2 separate regions of the Homo sapiens genome follow, and region 1 is linked to region 2. A link is a loop called in an ENCODE intact Hi-C map of the cell type or tissue named here. Cell type or tissue: natural killer cell. All regions are shown on one strand. Links, peaks and the distances in the headings refer to the core of each region. The heading gives the core; the rest is flanking DNA.

The links. Peaks named below come from ENCODE experiments on the same cell type or tissue, not always from the same donor. Only the 100,000 strongest peaks of a DNase experiment are listed, where the experiment ranks them.
Region 1: it touches region 2 in a loop (6-fold over the local background); 2 of 110 quality-filtered maps call a loop at or near these places.

What each region holds. Positions count from the first base shown.
Region 1 is chr6:52,331,498-52,336,874 of GRCh38, reverse strand. No RefSeq gene overlaps it. Among named protein-coding and RNA genes, the nearest start is that of PAQR8, 28 kb to the left of the region's middle. In natural killer cell, for the core only: no CTCF peak of the experiment used is centred there; DNase peaks (open chromatin) are centred at 2,884 and 4,924; H3K27ac peaks cover 1,468 bases.
Region 2 is chr6:52,396,976-52,402,352 of GRCh38, reverse strand. The region is part of intron 1 of PAQR8 (progestin and adipoQ receptor family member 8); the gene reads right to left. Among named protein-coding and RNA genes, the nearest start is that of EFHC1, 21 kb to the left of the region's middle. RefSeq lists an enhancer at 3,805-3,864. In natural killer cell, for the core only: a CTCF peak has its summit at 2,391 (motif pointing right); DNase peaks (open chromatin) are centred at 1,522, 1,904, 2,392 and 4,232; H3K27ac peaks cover 1,262 bases.

The sequences.
Region 1 (5,377 bases), core at 107-5,106, 65 kb after region 2:
GTATAGTGTCATGCAAGGAAAGGTGACTAATATTTGTTTAGCACTGACCATGTGACAGGAGCTTTTCACACGATATATCATTTAACCCTCACAATAACTCTCAAATACATAGTTATTCCCAGTTAACAGAATCTTAGGGTAAACTGAGTCTCAGAGGGAATATGTAACTCACTTAGGCCACACAGTTCCTGGTGTCAAAAAAGGTTAGGGACTGCTTCATTAAAGGAACAAGGCTTTATTCATTTTTGTCTCCAGCGTAGGAAAGGGCCTTACTCATACTGTTCATCACTAAATATTTGTTAAATTAATGAATGAATAATTAATTGCATGAGCAAAAGATGAAAAACTGTATCCCAGGAAGAAATGAAGGTAGAGAAAGAACAGTAGGGGTGGGTTAGATTCAAACATGTTTTTAGGGCAGGTGGAAAGAGGTTGAAAATGAAAGAAAATGTTGATGATGAAGCAATGTTCCCTATGCAGTTCAAATTCTAGGAAAAAGCCTTAGATAAAAAATTTCAATATTTCTTCCCCCAGAGTGAGAGAGAGAGAGAAAAGTATGGCCTTGGGAGAGTCTGGGGTAGAGGGAAGAAAACCAAAAGCATTCTTTTCAGCTTCCTCGGTCTTCACTGTGAAAAAGTAAAGGTTCTCATTTCTACAACTGTGTCGAGTATACGCTGACCTGATGTTTTAATTCATGGCTCATCCTCACAGTACCAAGCATAGAATAGATGCTAAAATAAATGTATAAACTCACTGGGTTGAACTGAATGAAATCAAATTATCTTTTAGAAAAATTTGAATGTAGCCTTCAGAAAGGGCAGCTACCTATAAGCCTAATTTGATGGCTTGCCAGGACTTTGGTAGGTGCTGTGGGAAGATGGAGGAAGGCAGTACAATGTGCCCATGTTATCTGTTCTACAGAATATCTTTGCTGGGCAAATATCTCCTTATCATTTTCCTTTTTCAATGCAAGCTTCCACCCTACTTCTTCAGGACACCTGGGCTTGGGCAGTGATTACTAGGTTGACTGTTTGTAATAACAGGTCTGTCTTGGGAAATTATAGGCTGTGAGGTCTCAGAGGTTAGCAATCAGAAGAGATTTACTAAGCCTTCTCTGACCAGTTCCAGGGCTGTCCTCCTTAGCAGACTGACTCAGCCAGCAGTGCCACCTGTGAAACAGGTGGCAAGGCTGGTCACACTGCCTCTTTCCACATGCTATTCTGTCCACTCCCTAAGGGTCCCTGACACCAGCTGAGAGAGTGAAGCCTTGGCCTGCTGGGGATGCCTCCAGCTGCAGAAGGCAGCCTGACCTTGAATTCAAGCAGGCTTTAAATTCTTCGCCTCACAGAATGAGGTAACAGAAAGATGGATGATTACTGATTAGAACACTGTGACCTAAAAAAATTAAGTAATCCACAGTGAAAACTCATTCCCCTGTCTCTGTTTAGTCTCTGACAGGAATAAAGGATGGGATAAAGGGTAGGATAGGGAATGGGGTGGTGGCATCAGAGAGCCCCCTTTGGCCACCAGTAGGTGCCTTTATTGATGTGTTCCCATGAGAAGGAACAAAGAAAAGGGGTTGGAATAAAAAAGAAGAAAATCCTGTCATTCATGGCATAGATGAGCCTGGAGGACTTTATGTTAAGTGAAATACACCAAGCACTGAAAGACAAATACCGCATGATCTCACTCATGTGGGAGATAAAATAAATTTTTTGAGCCCATGGAAGTAGAGAGTAGAATTGTGAGTATTAGAGGCTGGGAAGGGTGGGTGAGGGAGGGGAGGAGGGTGAGAGTTCTGGTGCTTTGCGAATGTGGTTAATTATAATTTATTGTATATTCTCAAAAAGCTACAAGATGATTTTGAATGTTCACAACACAAAGAAATGGTAAGTGTTTGAAGTGATGATATGCTAATTACCCTGATTTGATCATTACTCATTGTATGCATGTATTAAAATAGCACTCCAGCTGGGTGCGGTGGCTCACGCCTGTAATCCCAGCACTTTGGGAGGCTGAGGCAGGCTGATCACAAGGTCAGGAGATTGAGACCAACCTGGCTAACATTGTGAAACCCCGTCTCTACTAAAAATACAAAAAATTAGCTGGGCATGGTGATGCGTGCCTGTAGTCACAGCTACTCAGGAGGCTGAGGCAGGAGAATCGCTTGAACCCGGGAGGCGGAGGTTGCAGTGAGCTGAGATTGCACCACTGCACTCCAGCCTGGGTGAAAGAGCGAGACTCCATCTCAAAAAAAAAAAGAAAAAGAAATAGCACTCCATATCCCATCAATTTGTACAATTATTACATGACAACTAAAAATAAAAGGAAAAAGCAAAGCAAAGAGGCTGGAGAGAAAGGAGTGTAATTCCATCCCTTTGTGGTAGTGGGGGTCCAGTAGGAGGCTGGGCTAGGCAGGGAAGCAAGGAACTCACTTGCCCAACTCCAGGGATTTCAGATCTTCCTGTTTGTACAAGCAGGTGGTTTATTTCTAAATAAGCTATTTTGGATTCTTACTTTGCATAGAGTTTGTACATGTTTTCTGCAAAAGCCCAGGCAGAGGCCTCTGGGAGGGGAGTTTGGTGATGAAGTCAGCCAGAATGAGGCTTTTGATATATGGAACTTTTGCCTGATTTCAAGCAATATATCTTCTGCTCCCTTTATTCTTTCCACTTTCTCAGCTCCACCAGCCACATGGTTTTCTTTTTTATCCAACAGGTATAGGTGAATCAACTGCCTCTCTATGGTAGAGTGTCTATTATTCTAACAAGGGCCAGCCCCAGGAAAAACTGCAGCAGTTGAAGTTCAGCTTCTCCTCTTCCTCCCTACCCTACCAACTCTGTAGCACAATCTAGTTGTCAAGGAACCCAAAACATTTGTGGTTTAATGTGTGACCTTTCTCACAGTGTTTTCATCCTGATAGGCCTGTTACATTTTGCTTTCCTGTGCATTTTCTCATTTGGCCAGCAACCCTGTGAATAAAACACTCGTGAGCATTATCTCCCAAAAGGTATTTTGGACCACTTATGAAATTAACTGTCATCTTCTGAGAGCTTGCTACCTGCCAGTCACTGTGCTGAATGCCTTACATACCTCAACTAATCGTCATAATCACTGTGAAGCTGATACTCTTATCCCTAATTTCCAGAGGAGAAAGCTAGGTATACATAACTTGCCCAAGGTCACACAGCTAACTAGCGGCAAAATCAGGATTAAAGCCTGGGTCTGACCAAGTCCAAATCCTGTGCTCTTATCTCTTTCACCATTCTGCCTGTGCAGAAGGCAGGACAGGTATTAGTATGCCTGTTTTCTTTGTCTTTTCTTTCTTTCTTTCTTTCTTTCTTTCTTTCTTTCTTTCTTTCTTTCTTTCTTTCTTTTTCTTTCTTTCTTTCTCCTTCCTTCCTTCCTTCCTTCCTTCCTTCTTTCTCTCTCTCTCTCTCTCTCCTTCCTTCCTTCCTTCCTTCCTTCCTTCCTTCCTTCCTTCCTTCCTTCTCTCTCTCTCTCTCTCTCTCTCTCTCTCTTTCTCTCTTTCTCTCTTTCTCTCTTTCTCTCTTTCTCTCTTTCTCTCTTTCTTTCTTTCTTTCTTGAGACGGGGTGTCACTCCATTGCCCAGGCTGGAGTGCAGTGGCTCAATCCTAGCTCACTGCAGCCTCGACCTCTTTAGCTCAAGCAATCCTCCCACCTCAGCCTTCTGAGTAGTGGGGACTACAGGTATACATCACCATACCCGGCTAATTTTTGTATTTTTTTTTAGAGATAGCGTCTTGCTATGTTGCCCAGGCTGGTCTTAAACTCCTGGGCTCAAGCAATTCTCCCACCTTGGCCTCCCAACGTGCCGGAATTGCAGGTGTGAGCAGCTGCACCTAGCCATATGCCCATTTTCTAAAGAACTTTTTCTCTTTTAAAATGGAATTTCAGAGAACTATTTCACAGAACTCCCAGTGGCAGAGTTGGGGCTAGAGCCCCTTTAATAGATGACGACAGAAGAAAAATTCCTACCTCCTGATTGGGCCACCATGTAGGCTTCTAGGCACAGTAATAGGAAATGTAAAAACCTTCCTGTACCTCTCACATCATGTAGTCAGCACCTGACTCTTACTTCATAAATTGAGTCCACGTGGGGCGTGGTGGCTCACTCCTGTAATCCCAGCACTTTGGGAGGCTAAGGCGGATCGATCACAAGGTCAGGAGATCAAGACCAGCCTGGCCAACATGGTGAAACACCATCTCTACTAAACATACAAAAATTAGCCGGGCGTGGTGGTGTGTGCCTGTAATCCCAACTACTCAGGAGGCTGAGGCAGAGAATTGCTTGAACCCGGGAGGTGGAGGTTGCAATGAACCGAGATCACGCCACTGCACTCCAGCCTGGGCCACAGAGCGAGACCTGTCTCAAAAAAATTAAGTCCAAATAAAATGGAAGACTCTCCTCAACCACCTGCAATATGGCTTCCTCCCCTGCCACTCCATGAAATGGCTCCTCTCCACATCATCTTTGACCTCCTGGCTGAATCGTTTTTACTTCATATTTGTGTCTGTCTTGGCCTCTCTGCAGTGTTTCATTGCTTATTGAAACTCTCTTCTGTCTTGATTGTAGGGTAGCAGCCTGTCCTGGTTTTACTGCTACTTTTCTGGCTTCTCCTCAGCTTTTTCTCAAAGGCTCAGGTTTCGCTGACTACATTGGTCATGGTTCAGGTGCAGAAAGCATAGCCTTCCCTAGCTAGTTTAAGCCAAAAAGATTATTGCAAGGTATTAATTGGCTTACAGAATCAGTGGGAGAGCTGAAGAAGTGGATTTGAGGCTGAATTACTAGGAACAAAGTCACACTCAGAACTGAGTTGCCAGGGGAGTTGCTGCTTCTGCCACAGTTAGGGAGTGTCAGCTGAGCTAGCAAACTCACAACCTAGGGTTGCTGTGCTCCGCACAAGCAGAATAGATGCTTCCTGCCCTGCCCGCCTTGTGCCCCAACAACTCATTCAACTCTGAATTTGGAGTCTTATGTCAGTGTGTCTAATTGTCACAACCTAAGTCACATCCTTAGAAACTCTACCTGGGGAATTTGGAAAATGTAGTTTTTGGCTTCCCAATTCTGCAGTATGGGAAGGCATACTCAAAGGAGATTGAAATAGACATTGAGTCACTCAGTCAGTTAGGTTTTATTTTTTTTTCCTGTTGCAATATACCAATAACAGATAATATTCACCATGCATTACTCACTCCCTTGACTTAAATTCTGATGCAGTTTCCTAAAATTTAGCTGGAAAGTAAAGCATAGACCACAGACTACTCAGGGAAGGGGTATTATATTCATAAAAACATTTTATAAACATGTGAGTAAGTAAAATATTCACTTAATGATATACCTGTCCTATGAATG
Region 2 (5,377 bases), core at 173-5,172:
CTTGCTCTGTCGCCCAGCTGGGATGCAGTGGCGCAATCTTGGTTCACTGCAACTTCCGTCTCCCGGGTTCAAGCAATTCTCCTGCCTCAGCCTCCCAAGTAGCTGGTATTACAGGCATGCACCACCACACCCAGCTAATTTTTATATTTTTAGTAGAGATGGGGTTTCACCATGTTGGCCAGGCTGGTCTCGAACTTCTAACCTCAAATGATCTTCCCACCTCATCCTCCAAAAGTGCTGGAATTACAGGCGTTAAGCCACCATGCCTGGCCTGTCCCAATATTCTATGTTTACTACACTCAGTGTGAGGCAAAGTTACATCTTGTAAAATGGAAATGTTAGCTACCCTAACATAATTTAGTGATACCAATGACTTAATGATTATCAAGATTTAATTATAAGTAAGGTAACCTTTAAAGGATATGGGCTTTTCTCGATATTAAAATGTAATAAACAGGCTTTAATAGCATGAAATATCATATTGAAGTATAAGAATTACAAATATTGATATAGCTAATGATAGACTGTATTTCTTTAGCACCTACCTAATCTTAAACTATCCACTAATTTCACTGGTACTTTGAAAATATGAGGTGAGCAACTGACTAAGCCTCATATTTAAGACAGGCAAATTGACTCGTCAGTTAGGTTGGTAAAGAACAATGCACATTCTAGGATATCCTAACAGTTAAAATTAACATGTGACCTAAATTTAACATAAAATCTCATTGCAAAGACTGTTGTTCATTTTTTAAATTATGCTCTGAAAAGCAAGTAGTTTTAGATTTGCTTCTCTTGGGTAATTAAAACTGCACTCGGTGAATTTCAGGCTTCAGAAATGCTTAACTTACACTTGTATTTCTCAGTGACAGACGAATACAGCAATTATTTCATAAAATATTTCATGAAACTGCTGCAAAATTTCATCTGAAGTTGCTAGGTAAAGAAATAGATTTTGATCATTTCTAGTTACCTTATGTAATTATGTTTCCCAAGCTTTTTTCTTCAGAAAAATTTAATATCTGATTTATCTAAATGGAGCACATACAGCAAGCACATACAGCAAGTACTGGAGCACATACAGCAAGTACTGTTCAAGGTGCTTACTAATTTTAGCAAAGAAAATGTAATTCCTACTCATACGTCTCAATCAATATTGGAAGAGAAAAAATACCTAATCAGGTAAAAAAGTGTAGGGCATGAAAATTAATAAAATGTAAAGAAGTTCAGGGAGACCTGGAGTCAAGCTCCAGTTTTGCCACTTACTGGGGTGACCTTGGGCAAGTTATAGAATTCTCTCAGCCTCAGTTTCTTCATAATTCTATATATTATATGGGTTGTGTGATAGTTAAATGAGAGGGTCTAAAAAATGAAGTGCTTAGCACTCTGCCCAGCCCAAGGTAAGTGCGTAGTAAATGTGAAATATTGCTGTCATTTTTATTGCTATGAGCTGGGCTCTGTGCTAGGTACTAGGTACTAGGGATACAAAGACTGGTAAGATACACTTCCTGCCTTCAAAGAGATCAAAGTTTACTGGGGAGACAGACATGTAGGGGAATCAACACAAAAATGTGCAATAAGTGCTCCATTAGAGACAAACACTGGTTCACAGAGGTCTCAGCAAACAACCAAAACAGGGAAAGGATGGGGGTATAGCCCTCTTGAAGTGACCCTGAACTGAATCTTGAAGGAAAAATCAGAATTCCTGAGAAAAGATAAAGGCGGAAGAGACTTCTAGGCAGAGAGCAAGGTCAAAGAACTTCTGCCAAGATATGGGCTTGGAAAGCCTGGAGTATCTGAAGTCATTGTAGTTTGCAGTTATGACATTGGTGCCAGAGAGACCTGAACTCACATCCTGAGCCCCACCATCAACAAGCTGCATGAATCCAGCCTGAGCTTTGTTATCTGTGGAGTAAATGACAGAGAAGCTGCCTTACAGGGCTGAAAAAGAACTATATGACATAATGGCTGTAAAGTGTTTAACAAAGTGCTTGGTTCCAAGTCTGCATAACTACTTGCCATTATTATGACCATCACTGATATGAGATGCAGGAATCATTCATGAGTTCAGGGCCTAATGTCCCCTCCATACCTTGAACCTATTTCTATGGCAGCCCCTGTAACCCTGTATTGAGGCATTCATTTAGCCAGCACCCATCAGACAGTGGTCTTCTACCAGGAATGGGCTATGAACTCAAGCTCAATGTAGGAATTAAAGACACCAAGAGAAGTGTATTAAGGATTACAGTCAGCCAGAAAGAGAAACACAGAAAGAGGGAGTGTGGGAGAGAGAAAGAAAATGCTAATTAGAATACCTGAATTCATTTGAAAACAAAAAGAAAAGAAAAAGCTAAGTGGTGCTTCTGCTATCAGCCAGCAGAGGGATCCGAGTGCCTTAGAGTTCAGTTCTGGATGGAAGTTTCTCCAACTGACCTTGGTGGACGAACTACAGGAATGGGCCTGGGATGTGGGATAACTTCTCAAGTTGCCCTGTTGCTGTTAGCAACATATAATCTGGGGGTGCTGGGCTTGTTGGAGTTCTGGGGAATTAAAGTGCTCTATTCTTTAGATATAGTCTTCTACTACCTCTTGTGAAGTAGAGAGCAAACCAGATGAAATTACCAGTCTGATTTTATGGCTGGGAGAAATCAAGGTGAGTCACTGGGTATAACCCCAGTGACTATAGAAGAAGGAATCCCCAAAGATGCTCCCAGTATCCCTGTCTGCATGCTGTCTAAAATCAAGGCTATTTCTCTCATCTTTGGGAACCCAAACCAATCAGACGATTCCTGCATCCAGAGTTAAATAATATATAACCACACAATTCCTACTAATCTTCATATCCTTAAAATAGCGTATCCATCACATAGCAGGTTCTTATAAACTGACAACTCAACTGAATTTCTAAAGACTAAAACTTTGGGTTTTAGTAGTTTAGCGATTGGAAGAGAGCACAATTCAGACCTGGGAACTAACTGGCATCTGTCTGTTCTGAGGGAGAAAGGACGGAACATGATACTGCCTTATTATTGGTCTGCAGAAGACCATGACTGCAGAGCTCTGACAGTTCCTTCTATTTCTCATATCACCAGCCTCCCTCATGACTTTATGTTGACAAGTTATTTTCTGGAAATTATTTCTACTTCACTCTTTCAGAAAATAAACTAGGAAGAGATTTATAGAACTAAGAAGCAGAGAGGTACAAGTCCAAAGGGATATTAACTTTAACTTCAAAAGAAAAGGTGCACAAGGGGAGAGAAATTGGCAGAATCATCATTTCCCTTACAAATGAGATCTTTAAAATGCAGCCACAGAGATCTCAGGGTCTTCTTAATAACTCCACCCCCTGGAGTGTGTAACCCAATAGCCACAAAGGAACCTGAGAGTCCAGGGATACAACCACCATAGGCTCTAACTCAGAATATGATTCCTTACCTCTCAGGAATGAGAGGGTTGCAAAGATCTGTCCTCTGAGGGTAAAAAGGGCTTAAATTTCCCAGCCAGGGACAGTGGCTCACGCCTGTAAATCCCAGCACTTTGGGAGGCTGAGGTGGGTGGACTGCTTGAGGTCAGGAGTTCGGGACCACCCTGACCAACATGCTGAAACACCATCTCTACTAAAAATACAAAAATTAGCTGGGCATGGTGGCCGGTGCCTGTAATCCCAGCTACTAGGGAGGCTGAGGCAGGAGAATCACTTGAACCCAGGAGGAGGAGGTTGCAGTGAGCCGAGATCGTGCCACTGCACTCCAGCCTGGGTGACAAAGCGAGACTTCATCTCAAAAACAACAACAAGAAAGGACTTAAATTTCCCTTTGGTAGTGCAAGGTCATGAAAAATTCTAAGGTCACGCATGGTGGCTCACACCTGTAATCCCAGCACTTTGGGAGGCTGAGGTGGGCAGATCACCTGAGGTCAGAAGTTCAAGACCAGCCTGGCCAATATAGTGAAACCCCGTCACTACTAAAAATACAAAAAATTAGCTGGGTGTGTTAGCAGGCTCCTGTAATCCCAACTACTCAGAAGGCTGAGGCAGGAGAATCACTTGAACCAGAGAGGTGGAGGTTGCAGTGAGCCAAGATCACGCCATTGCACTCCAGCGTGGGCAACAAGAGTGAAACTCTGCCTCAAAAAAAAAAAAAAAAAAAGAAAAAAGAAAAGAAAAATTCTAAACTTGTGGTCAGAAAGAGGGTTTGGGTTGTTTTCTTTTTTTCTGTCATTTCCTTAGCAACCACCTCTTCCTCTGCCATGAAATTCTCCCTTTGAGAGCAGCTAACACAGCTACAAAAATGGTACCATGAGTTATAATTCTTTTATCATCATTAACTTCAGAAACCACTGTCAAGTGGGGTCTGCCCCCCTCCCTCTTAGGCCTCACTTTCACCAAGCAGGTATGGGCAATGCTTCCATGATTCAAAGGACCAGCTGTAAAATTTGAGCCCGTTTTGGAGGAAACCACATATTGTCATCATGATGTTGAAGCCTCCCAGCCTTCCCAGGTGGCTGCACTGAGTAAGAGAGCCCCTCCCTCACTTCTGGCCTCTGTTCCCACACCCTCCTACCTAACCTGATGTGACTATCAGCTGACCAAGATTCTACCTTAGAACAATCTCCTTTGCACAGGGTTCACTCCAGCTCCTGGACAGCTGAAATTTAAATCTTCCTCAAGAATTTTTATTAACTGGATAATCTCAAGTCTTGTAATTTTGATCAACCAGAAATCTTTTTCAGAGCAAGGATTATCTATTCAACACTATTCCAGGCTACAAAGGCCGCAGAGGAAGAATACAATAAGACCCTTTACCTCAAGAAGCTTAGAAGAGTCAAACTTCATGAATCAACAGCCAACAACACCAGATGACACACATAAACAAGTGTAAACTAGAGCGAAATACAAATAGATCTATAGAAGAGAACAAACTCGGAGTATCCTGGGGCAGCGTTGGGGGGAAGTGGGCTTGTGTTAGCCCTAGAAGGCTGGATAGAGCTCAGACAAGTGAGAATTGGGGCATTCTAGCAAAGAGGCAAAATAAGAGCATAGGAATGGTATGACTTCCTGGTAGGTCTGTGAGCAGAGGGGCTACTGGGGAGTAATGAGGAAGGGAGTGGGCTAGGTGCAGTGGAATTAGTGAAAGTTTAGGTTTGATGTTACAGAGGAAATGAGAGTCATTTCTCTCCCGTGAAACTATTACCCTGTTTTAATGCTTATCTCTCCTGAGCTCTGCAAGGATTCCCAATGCTAACCAATGCCTCCTCTCTTGGCTTAAGTGACAATGACACTACCCTCTCTGGCCCCACCTTGGCTTTCTTCTCCCACCATCCCTGTCAATTGTGGTATCTGCCCCCTTTTCACCATCCACAGTGCCTCTCAGACAGG